2 separate regions of the Homo sapiens genome follow, and region 1 is linked to region 2. A link is a contact called in ENCODE Hi-C or POLR2A ChIA-PET data. All regions are on one chromosome and are shown on one strand. The core of a region is the stretch at or near the end of the contact, and the rest is flanking DNA. Distances in the headings are between cores, read along the strand shown.

Region 1 (5,544 bases), core at 381-2,880, 45 kb after region 2:
CCTGGTAAGATAGGATGCACCACATTACTATAAATTATTGGTAGAAATATAAATTGGTGTAGCATTTTAAATTTTTATTAGTAATCAAGTTTTTAAAAATGTTTTTACCTACTAATATCTATTAAAATTTTAAATATAGATAGACTTCGCTTACAAGGAAGCCATTTTCAGAACTGCTAAAATAAAAGCACAAGTATAACAAGATAAATAAGTACATTTATTGTAGTATGTGTATTTGTTTGTTTATTGATTGATTGATTAAGACAGGGATTTCACCATGTTGCCCAGGCTGGTCTTGAACTCCTGGCCAAAAACGATCCTCCTACCTCTGCCTCCCAAAATCTTGAGATTACAATCGTAAGCTACCATGCCCAGTCACAGTATTGCTTTAAACAACTTAAATCAATAGGATGTAGATCAAAATATGTGGATGTTAAATAATTTATATCCACAATACGAACTATGATGCTGTCAATAAAATGAGGTCTTTCTGTATTCACTTTGGGAAAATATCAATGATATTTTTATCAATGATAAAAAATACTATTAAATATAAAAGACAAGATGCAGAATAAATGTGAATATAATTCTACTTTTTTATAAAGGAAAAACTACATATTAAATGAGTACACATAAAAGGAAAAGATTTATACCAAACATGACTGTAAATTTGAAAAAAAAAGGCAAATATTTCATGTACCACCCATATTATTTGAATTGTTAAAACTACCATTTTTTTTTTAATTAAAGAAAAAGATTCTTATGAAACAGGATGTCAAAATATCTGGTAGAAGCTACATACCTAAATGATAGGGAAGAAAAGTGGTCAGCTTCACTGTTTTTACTGCATCTTATTCAAGGTTATAAGAAAAAAATATGATCCCCTATAATACTCAAAAGCATGATTTGTACTTGGGATTATATTTTGAAAAAATTAACTGAGAGAAAAACAGAGCACAAGCAATTCTATCCTTTGTTTTGGATTCACATCCCCAGATAGAACAAAAAATACTGGTCATTGACAGTACCTAGCCACTGCCAAGGATAATGCAAAAAGAAATCCTGAAATAAAGTATTAACCTATCAAATAACATAAAACACATCTAAAAACTGTTCCATGATTTCTAACGGCAAATATTTATGCTCTTTCTTTCAGAAATGGGATTAGAACCCCCTTCTCTTTTCCTTTCATTTGGCATCAATGTGACCCCAACAAGTACTTTCTAGGTCTAGGACTATCAAAATGCTATAAAATGTATTGACTTTTTTATAATGTGCAAAGCACTGTATCCCTCAGAATTTACTCAGTAAATATTTGCTAATGACTGTATATACAAATGATGGTGAGCTAATGACTTTGTTATCTCATTTAAGCTTAGCAACAACTGTGAGTTATTTATTAATCCCAATATGCAGAGGGGGAAATGGCTTAAGTAATTTATGTAGAGTGATTATGTTAACAAATGGTGGAGCCATAATTAGAACTCTAATGGTCTTATTCTATATTGTTTCTTTAAGTAGTACATACTGTGAAAACATGAGTTATTTCTAAAAAGGCAGGAAGTTAAAAAAAAAATACAGGAGGAACAAGAAAACAGAACAGAAAGTAATAGAAAAACTTGACAATGTTAGCATATCAAACTGCAAAAAGTAAAAATCTGACCCAAAGCATTTGAGGCATAGCTAGAGCAGCAGGATATTTCTGTATATCCTGTTTAGCCAACTGTAGTTCCTTTCTTCAGCGGCATCCCTCAGCTCATGCCATGTACCGACACACATATGGGACCCAAAAGTTACCTCTGATCTCCCTTAAGCCAAGGTTCATGATAGTCTAGTACTGGCTTGTTATTTACAGGTACTAGGCATTTCAGAGATAATTCCTGCAAAACAGAATGGCTTGGTTAGCTGTGTATGGACCAGCTATTGCTGAATCAATACTCTGTAACAACTCAAAAAGTGGAAATGGATTAAAACAATAAATGCTAACTTCTGCTCATGAATCTGCAGGTTGGCTAGAGCATCTCTGCTTCAGGTTGCAGGGTCAAGTTCAGGTATCCTTCACATATCTTTCATTCTGGGACCCCATCTGAAGTAGTTACCTGGGGCAAGTTCTTCTTACAGTAAGTGCCGGAAGTACGAAAAAGCTGGAAATAACTTGCCATGCCTCTTAAAGCCTCATTTTAGAAATGGCTTTACAGTCAATTCCATCTCCATTCTACTAGTCCAAGCAAGCCGTATGACCAAGTCTAAAATCAGTAAGACAGGGATGTATGTATAGTTCACCTCAAGAGAAAGGGTGGGGAATGAATATTTGCTGAGCAATAATTCAATCTACCATAAACTCTAAGAAAAATTCCCAGAACAATTTCACTTGGATTCAATAACGACCACACAAACATAGCAAGATGTTGATCGAGTAACTCATTGCTATCAAATTCTCACATGACAAAGAGCTATGAAGAACAGTAAATATTTAAATAACAGAATCAAGATGCTAAAACTTCTCAACATACTGACACAGTGGAATAAACCTAATACAATAGAATCTCAAAGGAGTAAAAAGTCCTGCCATGGGTTCAGCGTAGGATGGTGAAGATCTGATTTAATAGCAAGATATGTAAAAAGACGTAGTGGTTTTTGAGTTTGAGCTCATTAAGAACCTTTAATGTGATATCACTGTTTAAAAAATAATGCCACTTAGCACATATTTAAAGTAATAATAACACAGTTGAGTGCCCAGTATATATGAAGTACATAGTAAAACTTTAAGGAAAAAATTAAAACATGACAGAAACTGTCTCATACCCACAACAATATTAAATTTGGTTCTGATTTCTGTATCAATGGCTTAAGAATAATGACAAGAAACAAGATAGGTAAAAGGTTTAAAACAGTTTCATAGGACGTTCAAGTGTGAACTAAATAAACTACAAATTTTTATGATTGGAAAGACTGGGAATGGGATGTAGACTACTAGAAAGAGATAAGAAGTATAAAAATTGTTTTTATCACACTCTGGGGACTGTGGTGGGGTCGGGGGAGGGGGGAGGGATAGCATTGGGAGATATACCTAATGCTAGATGACACGTTAGTGGGTGCAGCGCACCAGCATGGCACATGTATACATATGTAACTAACCTGCACAATGTGCACATGTACCCTAAAACTTAGAGTATAATAAAAAAAAAAAAAAAAAGAAAAAGGGGGAAAGAGAGACACCTGAAGAGTTGGATAATTCTTTTATACTATGTAAGGCATATTTTAAAGGGCTACCATTTTTAGAGGGTACGTTCTTACCAACTTTTTAAGGAGAGGATAAAATTTTGTGAAATCAATATTATGGTTATTAAAAGCACAAAAGGACCATAAAAAAAAAATTGTTTTCAAATTCCTAAAAGTCTATCATGTGTACAAGGAAGGTTTCTTAAAAAAGTTTTGCTCAAGATAAATAGAAACTAACTATAAGCTGAATGCTTTGAGAGAGAGTGAAATACTGTCACTGAATGAATTCAGGTAGAAGTTGCCAGGCCTCTCTATATAAGAAGTCAGTAAACTTTTCTGTAAAAGGCCAGAGAGTAAATATTTTTGGCTCTGCAGGCCATAAGATCTCCAGGGCAACTACCCTAATATACTATTGTAGTGAGAAAGCAGCCATAGACAATATGTAAACAAATAGGTATGTCCGTGGTCTAACAAAACTTTACTTACAAAAACAGGTGTCAGACCAGACAGCCCTAGTTTGCCAGCCTCTATATTAAAAAGAGGGCTGGACCATATGACCTTCACACCACTTCTAGCTCCAAGTTTCCATAAAAAGTCATTAAGCAATTCAACAATATGTAGAAATAAGTGAAAAAGACGTATTTAGATTGATATAGAGACATATCATATGCAGACATATATGTACATTTATAAACCATATAGAAAGAATATTACTATAAACATATATGGGACGGGTCACCTTTATCACAATGGATTTGAGCTATAGCTGCTGAATATATAAGGCTCTTAAATAGTTCCTTTCGTGGGACAACATTGGAGTAATCAGAAAATAGACATAGGAACCCAGGCCCCCACAATGGTTTTTCAGTAACAGGTGAACAAATAAGACATAAACTAAGACTGCTGTCCTTAAACAAGCCTTTCCATATCCACATGGGGAGATAATGGGAACATCTGCAAATTGCCTGCTTAAAGTCCCTTTATATTGGTTGAACGTTATGTCTCCATTCACTAACATGAGGAAAAAACCGTCTCACTGAATCTCAAATACAGCAAATGAAAACTATAATTAAGTTTTACCAAAGGCCGAGAATATCTACTCTAAGAAAAATAATATAAGACTCAGAACACCCCTTCTTGCTACAATGGCCTTCTATTAGTCTCTAGATTAGAACAAAGGTCCTCCAACTGTTTGTTACTGATACATAACAGGCAAGTACAGAAATTGAGAGTAAGCATTTAGAAAGTTTTAAGCAATTTGACATCAGTTAGTTTGTTATCTATAATGGAAATATTTTAAAAATCTTGCTGGGCACAGTGGCTCATGCCTGTAATCCCAACATTTTGGGAGGCCAAGGTGGGAGGATCGCTTGAATCCAAGAGTTCAAGACTAGTCTGGGCTAACAAAGTGAGACCCTGTCTCTACCAAACTTTAAAAATTAGCAGGACGTGGTGTCACACATGGTGCTGCCAGTGGTGTTGCATGCTGAGGAGGGAAAATCAGTTGAACCCAGGGGATTGAGGCTACGGTGAGCCAAGATTGCATTATTGCACTTCAGATTGGGTGACAGAGTAAGACTCTAGCTCTAAAAAATAAAAAAATAAAAAATTTAAATCTGAGAAAATGTAAGCATATTTTCATAATCTGTCATTGTGTCATTTAAATTTTAATCAGCCTATAATTTATAATTTAATATTTTTAGCTAAATTAAGGAAGTAAATAGGTATTTTTACACCTAATTTACAAACAGAAAAAGTTTAATGGGCTTTCCTTGGCAAAAAAAGATAAAATGTCTCTGAATGAGGCAGAGGTAGTAAACCAAACAACAATGAAAGTAATTTCAAAGAAATAAAGACCAACGACTTTATACTATTTTACACAAAAGTATGACTGACAGCAAAGTTTAAAACCACTATGGGTTATCTGCAGAGATGTACTGGCTATGCAACAATAAAACCCTCAAAACCTAAGTAGTATTTATGCAAAAACCATATAGACATTCAAAACAACAAAAAAAATTTGAAATAAATAGTAGTGAATTGCAAAGCCAACAGAAGCAAATGTCTGCTATTTCAAATAAGTATTAGTGTTTTCAGGCTTTTTATATAATAGACCTTCAGGATGCTAACACGGTATATAAACACACACACACACACACACACACACACACACACACACACACACACACCCCACACACACTGACATCAGGGAAAAATTCCACCAAAGATGTTTGCTTGGAAATATTCAGTGAATCTGCAATAAAGAACCAATTTCCAATGACACCATAGTCTGATGAATTCAGGAACTGGTTAATGACATGG
Region 2 (4,941 bases), core at 2,151-4,650:
GATCACATAGGTTACTCACTATGTTTGTTTTGAAAGAGATATTTTTTGGCAAAGATAAAACACAGGCATTCTTATACAAATATGTTTAACTGACTAATATTAGGTGAGTGCTCTAAAGAAATTAACATTTTACATAAAGACACATATACATCTAACATATTGATTTCATGCTACTAGAATCATCTTTGGCAAACGGAAAATTGGGGGGTTTTTGGTGGGAAAGGTGTTTGTAAAAATGTTCTGAAAATCCTAATGACAATTAGAATCAAAACACTGGATGGCTTCTAAAATATTATTTCCCGAAATAATTACTTTAATATTTTCTTTCTTTTACTTTAATATTTTCTAAAGTATTAATACTTCCACAAGAAAATTTTAATTACTTATTAGGTATAATGATAATCTCAATTTTTGTAACTCTATTTCCAAAAGAACACAATTCAATCACCTATTTTCAACAGCCAACTTTTCTAAAAAGTCACATTAAGCAATGCCATTTTCCTATGAATTTTTTATTTCTGTGTAATAAAATATGTCCATTTGAAAACATTTACTCATGTGTAACCCATATAATTAAAGTTTAGAGTCCATCAGGTTTTTTAAAGTAAGTTTTTTATGTTTAGTCAAAATGTGTTAATTTCCTTTAAATTATTATACAAAATGGGTCAAGTTGAAAGTAAGACAAATTAATGTAAACTTTTTTCAAGAACTAGTGGGATTAATAACCTTGTAACTATTCTAATACACATCAAACTATACCGATATTGTGAAACTAAGTAGATCTATGTACTTGAATTATGCCGAAAAGCGGTATTACTAAAAAGTATTTACTGAGCTTTTTGAACGTCCATGGATTTGAATTACATTCATTTTTAGCAGTTAATAAAACATAGTACTTAATGAGAACATGTTGAAATCAGAAAATCCTAGTAAAATGTCAACCAGAAACATATGGGACCATATAGTTTTAAATAAAATTTAGCATAACCTTGCAGATTATAAATGTAGCACTGGGATATTAAAATGCATATAAGAACAGAAATAAAAACAATACCCTTTTTAGTTGCTGTTCTTTTAAGCTTCTCACTGTCCTTGCAGGCTCAGAAATGAAGTTTTTATAGTTTTCACATATATTCATCCGAGACTGGGCTACCTGCATTGTTCCCTCGAGAAAAGATTTCCAAACGGGATACATGCTCCTAAATTCAAAGAGGGATAGAAAAGCATTAGGCAGGGAACAGGAAGAAAAAGTTGGCTAACCTTTTGCTCACAGGGCAGCACTGACAGAATAAATGAATGTCTTCTTTAATGTATTTATAATGGCTTATAGGCAATATGTCAGCACACATAACAAGCAACATGGCATATACTCTATTCTTCTTATAGCTCAGCAATAGGGAGTTCTGATTCATTAGTTATTCTTAATAATGGAGTAAAGTGCTACAAGAATTACAAAGCTAACACTATAAAAATTAGTGAATATTTCAGACTCTCCAAGTCTTTTGCTGTCACAGGGCCATAATTATGAATATCAAGTTTTATTACTTCATTAAGTTATTTTCCTAATTTTAGTAATAAGGTAACTGAGGCCCAGAGAGATTTTAGAGTATCACTTTAGGTCATATAAGAAGAAGGTGGCACTACTGAGATACAAGACGAAGATTGGGTACCTGTATATATAGTACATTGTCTTTCAACGACATCATTTTACTCTTATATAAACTGACGCGGCTGGAAAAATATATCATGAACAACTGTTGATGTGCTTGCAAAGTCTATTTTGTCTGACAAAAGAAATCTATAATAGTGTGGCTCTACATCTGTCTCCCTGTTACAACAATGCTTAGCATCACACTGTGCTTTGGATTCATTCCAAGCAAGTGCCATCACCTTTGCTTGATAAATGTGCTCAGCAATCTCAGTCAAGTCAAAGAATTATTAATCCTTTGCTTTTTCTAGCCAACTTCCTCTTCAACCTTCTTTCCTACTTGCTAAATGCCTTAGTCAATTCTAGCATGCTCCTACACTATTTATAAACACAATCGATAATTTATAACAATGGCAATGCTTTATTTTTTAAAATGAGTCCTTAAAGTGAAATTCTGATAGATTATAATATTCATCTCCTGAGATTTCCCTTTTGTGGGAAATCCATATCGATTTTCAACCACAGCAACATGTGGGACTAAATGCTATACAGAATGCTCACTGTGGTCAACAGATGACAGTGTAGAAGCAAGAAAAAGAAAAATTGCCTGGGTCCCTATCTTAGTTAGAAGTAAAGGAAAAAACTTGATAAACTATGGTTTTCAACCATGGAGTCTTACAAATTTGTTCATGTAATATACCAGATGAATCGGTTTAGATGGAAATAGTCATTATTTAGGCAGAGGTGTATCACTATTCCTTTGGAAAGATTCAATGTGTTGCACCAGCAAAAACTGTCAGCATAAAAGCACTGATGAAGTTAAGAGCAGCAAAACGAATGCTCTCCATGGCCTCACTGCATGACAACCAATGGAACTTGCAATGTAAACTCACCACAGGCTCTCCCTCCTAAGCAGTCCCAACAATTGATTTTCTTGAAGAATGTACTGAGAGAAAAATTCAGTACTATGATTTGTAACTATTAATTTATACTTAAAATACATTTTAAAATAATAAAAAAAATGAAAAAGAACCATTATAAATTGTGATAGGAAGAAAGAGAGGAAGGGAGATACCCTTCATCCATGTTCTTCTCTCAGTGTAACACCCTCTTCTCTTTATCCCTTCTCCTAGTTAATAGCTGTTTGCCCTTCCAGTCTCAGTTTAAATGTAACTTCCTTTGGGAAGTCTTTCACCGTCACCACCAAGCCAACCCCCAAACTCAATCAAGTTATTCTTTGTTAGTTGTTCTTGGTTCCAGCACTTTTCTTTTAATTATAAATATTTTAATGTAATTGTTTATTAACATCTGTCCCTCTCACTATAGTGAAAGCTCCATGAAGGCAGGGGTGTATGTCTTGCTATTGCAAGGACCTAGCAAATAAAGAATGGTTACAATAATATATGTTGAAGGAGTAAATAAATGAATGGATGAATGTATTAACTATGAAGACTGTACAATAAAAAGACAAATCCTTTCATTAAAAAGATAGTTTAAAAAGAGACCTTTAGAGTTTAGCAGATTTATAGCAGGGAAACATATCCTGAACACTGATATACCATGAAAAGCACAGAATTCAGTCACCAGTCAGAAGACCTAAGTTCAAGTTCTAGTTTTAACAAAATAATCATAAGTAGCACACTTCACTATACTTTCATTTCCTCAACTGGCAAATGGAGAAATAACAAAAATACCTGCACCACTTACCTCACAGGGCTATTTTAAAAATTAAATGCAAATGATATGAAAATTCATGATACACAGATTCTTTTAAATGAATACATAGTAACAGCAGCAGAATTGTAACAAATAGAAGCACTTCTTGTTAACATAATAGTGGTACTCCCAATGGTAGTGGTGTTTTTCATTCCAATTAAGGAAAAATAATCATAGGTCATAGAGTGATTTTTTTTTTTTTTTTGAGACGGAGTCTTGCTCTGTCGCCCAGGCTGGAGTGCAGTGGCGGGATCTCGGCTCACTGCAAGCTCCACCTCCCGGGTTCACGCCATTCTCCTGCCTCAGCCTCCCAAGTAGCTGGGACTACAGGCGCCCGCCACTACGCCCGGCTAATTTTTTGTATTTTTAGTAGAGACGGGGTTTCACCGTTTTAGCCGGGATGGTCTCGATCTCCTGACCTCGTGATCCGCCCGCCTCGGCCTCCCAAAGTGCTGGGATTACAGGCGTAAAAATTTTATTTCACCAGGTTTCATATGAAGCAATTGTGAAGGATAAGAAAAGTATCAGCCAGCGTGGTGGCTCAAGCCTGTAATCCCAGCACTCTGGGAGGCCAAGGTGGGCAGACTGCCTGAGGTCAGGAGTTCGTGACCAGCCTGGCCAACACGGTGAAATCCCGTCTCTACTGAAAATACAAAAATTAGCCAGGCGTTGTGGCTGGCACCTGTAACCCCACCAGCTACTCAGGAGACTGAGGCAGGAGACTCGCTTGAACTGGAAGGCGGAGGTTGCAGTGAGCCGAGATAGTGCCACTGCACTCCGGCCTGGGCAAGAGAGTAAGACTCCAACTCCAAAAAAAAAAAAAAAAAAAAAAAAAAAGGATATCAAGCATATACGGTACTTTGCCATTCTACATATCACATGGTAAGTACTACGTTATGTATTTTACATTTATCATATCATTTAATCCTCATCGTAATTCTGTAAGATAGGTATTATTCCCATTTTACAGAGGAGAAAATTGAGGCTCAGAAGGTTGTGAAATTTTTCTAAGGCTACTCACCAGGAAATAGCACCTCCATGGTCATAACCTAGATTCTGCCATTACTAATAACTACTGCTTTGCTCCCATCCCAAGTTCAATCTTCTGATTTCTGACTAACACCTCCTGATTCTACTCAAACCCTTTAGAATTCTGACTCTAACAGTTACTCAGTCCTATAAGAACCCACAATCCATTTGGTCCTACCCCCTTTCCATTGTCTCTTGCCCCTCTCATAATCTCCCTTTTCAGTTCATTACCCAGCTTAGGTTTCATGGTCTATCCTTATAATCACTCCCTTATGTATGCCCTTTTTACCCTTGCCTCTTTCTCTTTCCACCTTTATAACCTACAAGCTCCTACCTTGGTTAAATCTAAAACTGTTTACATCACATCAAAGTATATGGCAGAATGTGGCTGGAGAAAAAGATAATTACGTTGCCTGGTAGCATTTTAAATTGATGTCAAATAAATGCTAGTAACCCCTTAGTGCTACCCAGCAAGGGTACTACATTTCCTTAATCCATTCTTCACCCACCCTTCTACACAATTATTTCCCAAGTTCTCTCTTCTCAAA

Evidence for each region. A loop is a pair of places that touch in the nucleus more often than their neighbours do. ChIA-PET counts read pairs that join two places held with the same protein, here RNA polymerase II (POLR2A). Pooled maps may share reads with other maps.
Region 1: a map of B cell shows a loop between it and region 2 (2.9-fold over the local background). The contact joins two enhancer-like sites. A Hi-C loop is called at or near these places in 2 of 168 maps with a recorded cell type or tissue (B cell and HCT116), 7 of 37 single-sample maps with no recorded cell type and 4 of 50 pooled maps. POLR2A ChIA-PET finds 5 or more read pairs at or near these places in 4 of 52 experiments (A673, GM12878, HepG2 and 1 more).

Annotation. Positions count from the first base shown.
Region 1 is chr11:73,046,506-73,052,049 of GRCh38, forward strand. The region is part of intron 3 of FCHSD2 (FCH and double SH3 domains 2); the gene reads right to left. Among named protein-coding and RNA genes, the nearest start is that of FCHSD2, 93 kb to the right of the region's middle. Within about 2 kb of position 1,631, at least 3 of the 41 ENCODE cell types and tissues checked have a DNase peak (open chromatin) inside an H3K27ac peak, as active enhancers do; they include B cell and GM12878, where a contact is called at or near this core.
Region 2 is chr11:72,999,936-73,004,876 of GRCh38, forward strand. FCHSD2 (FCH and double SH3 domains 2) reads right to left here. Exons shown (of 20, transcript NM_014824.3): 5 at 1,055-1,199. Among named protein-coding and RNA genes, the nearest start is that of FCHSD2, 140 kb to the right of the region's middle. Within about 2 kb of position 3,401, at least 2 of the 41 ENCODE cell types and tissues checked have a DNase peak (open chromatin) inside an H3K27ac peak, as active enhancers do; they include B cell and GM12878, where a contact is called at or near this core.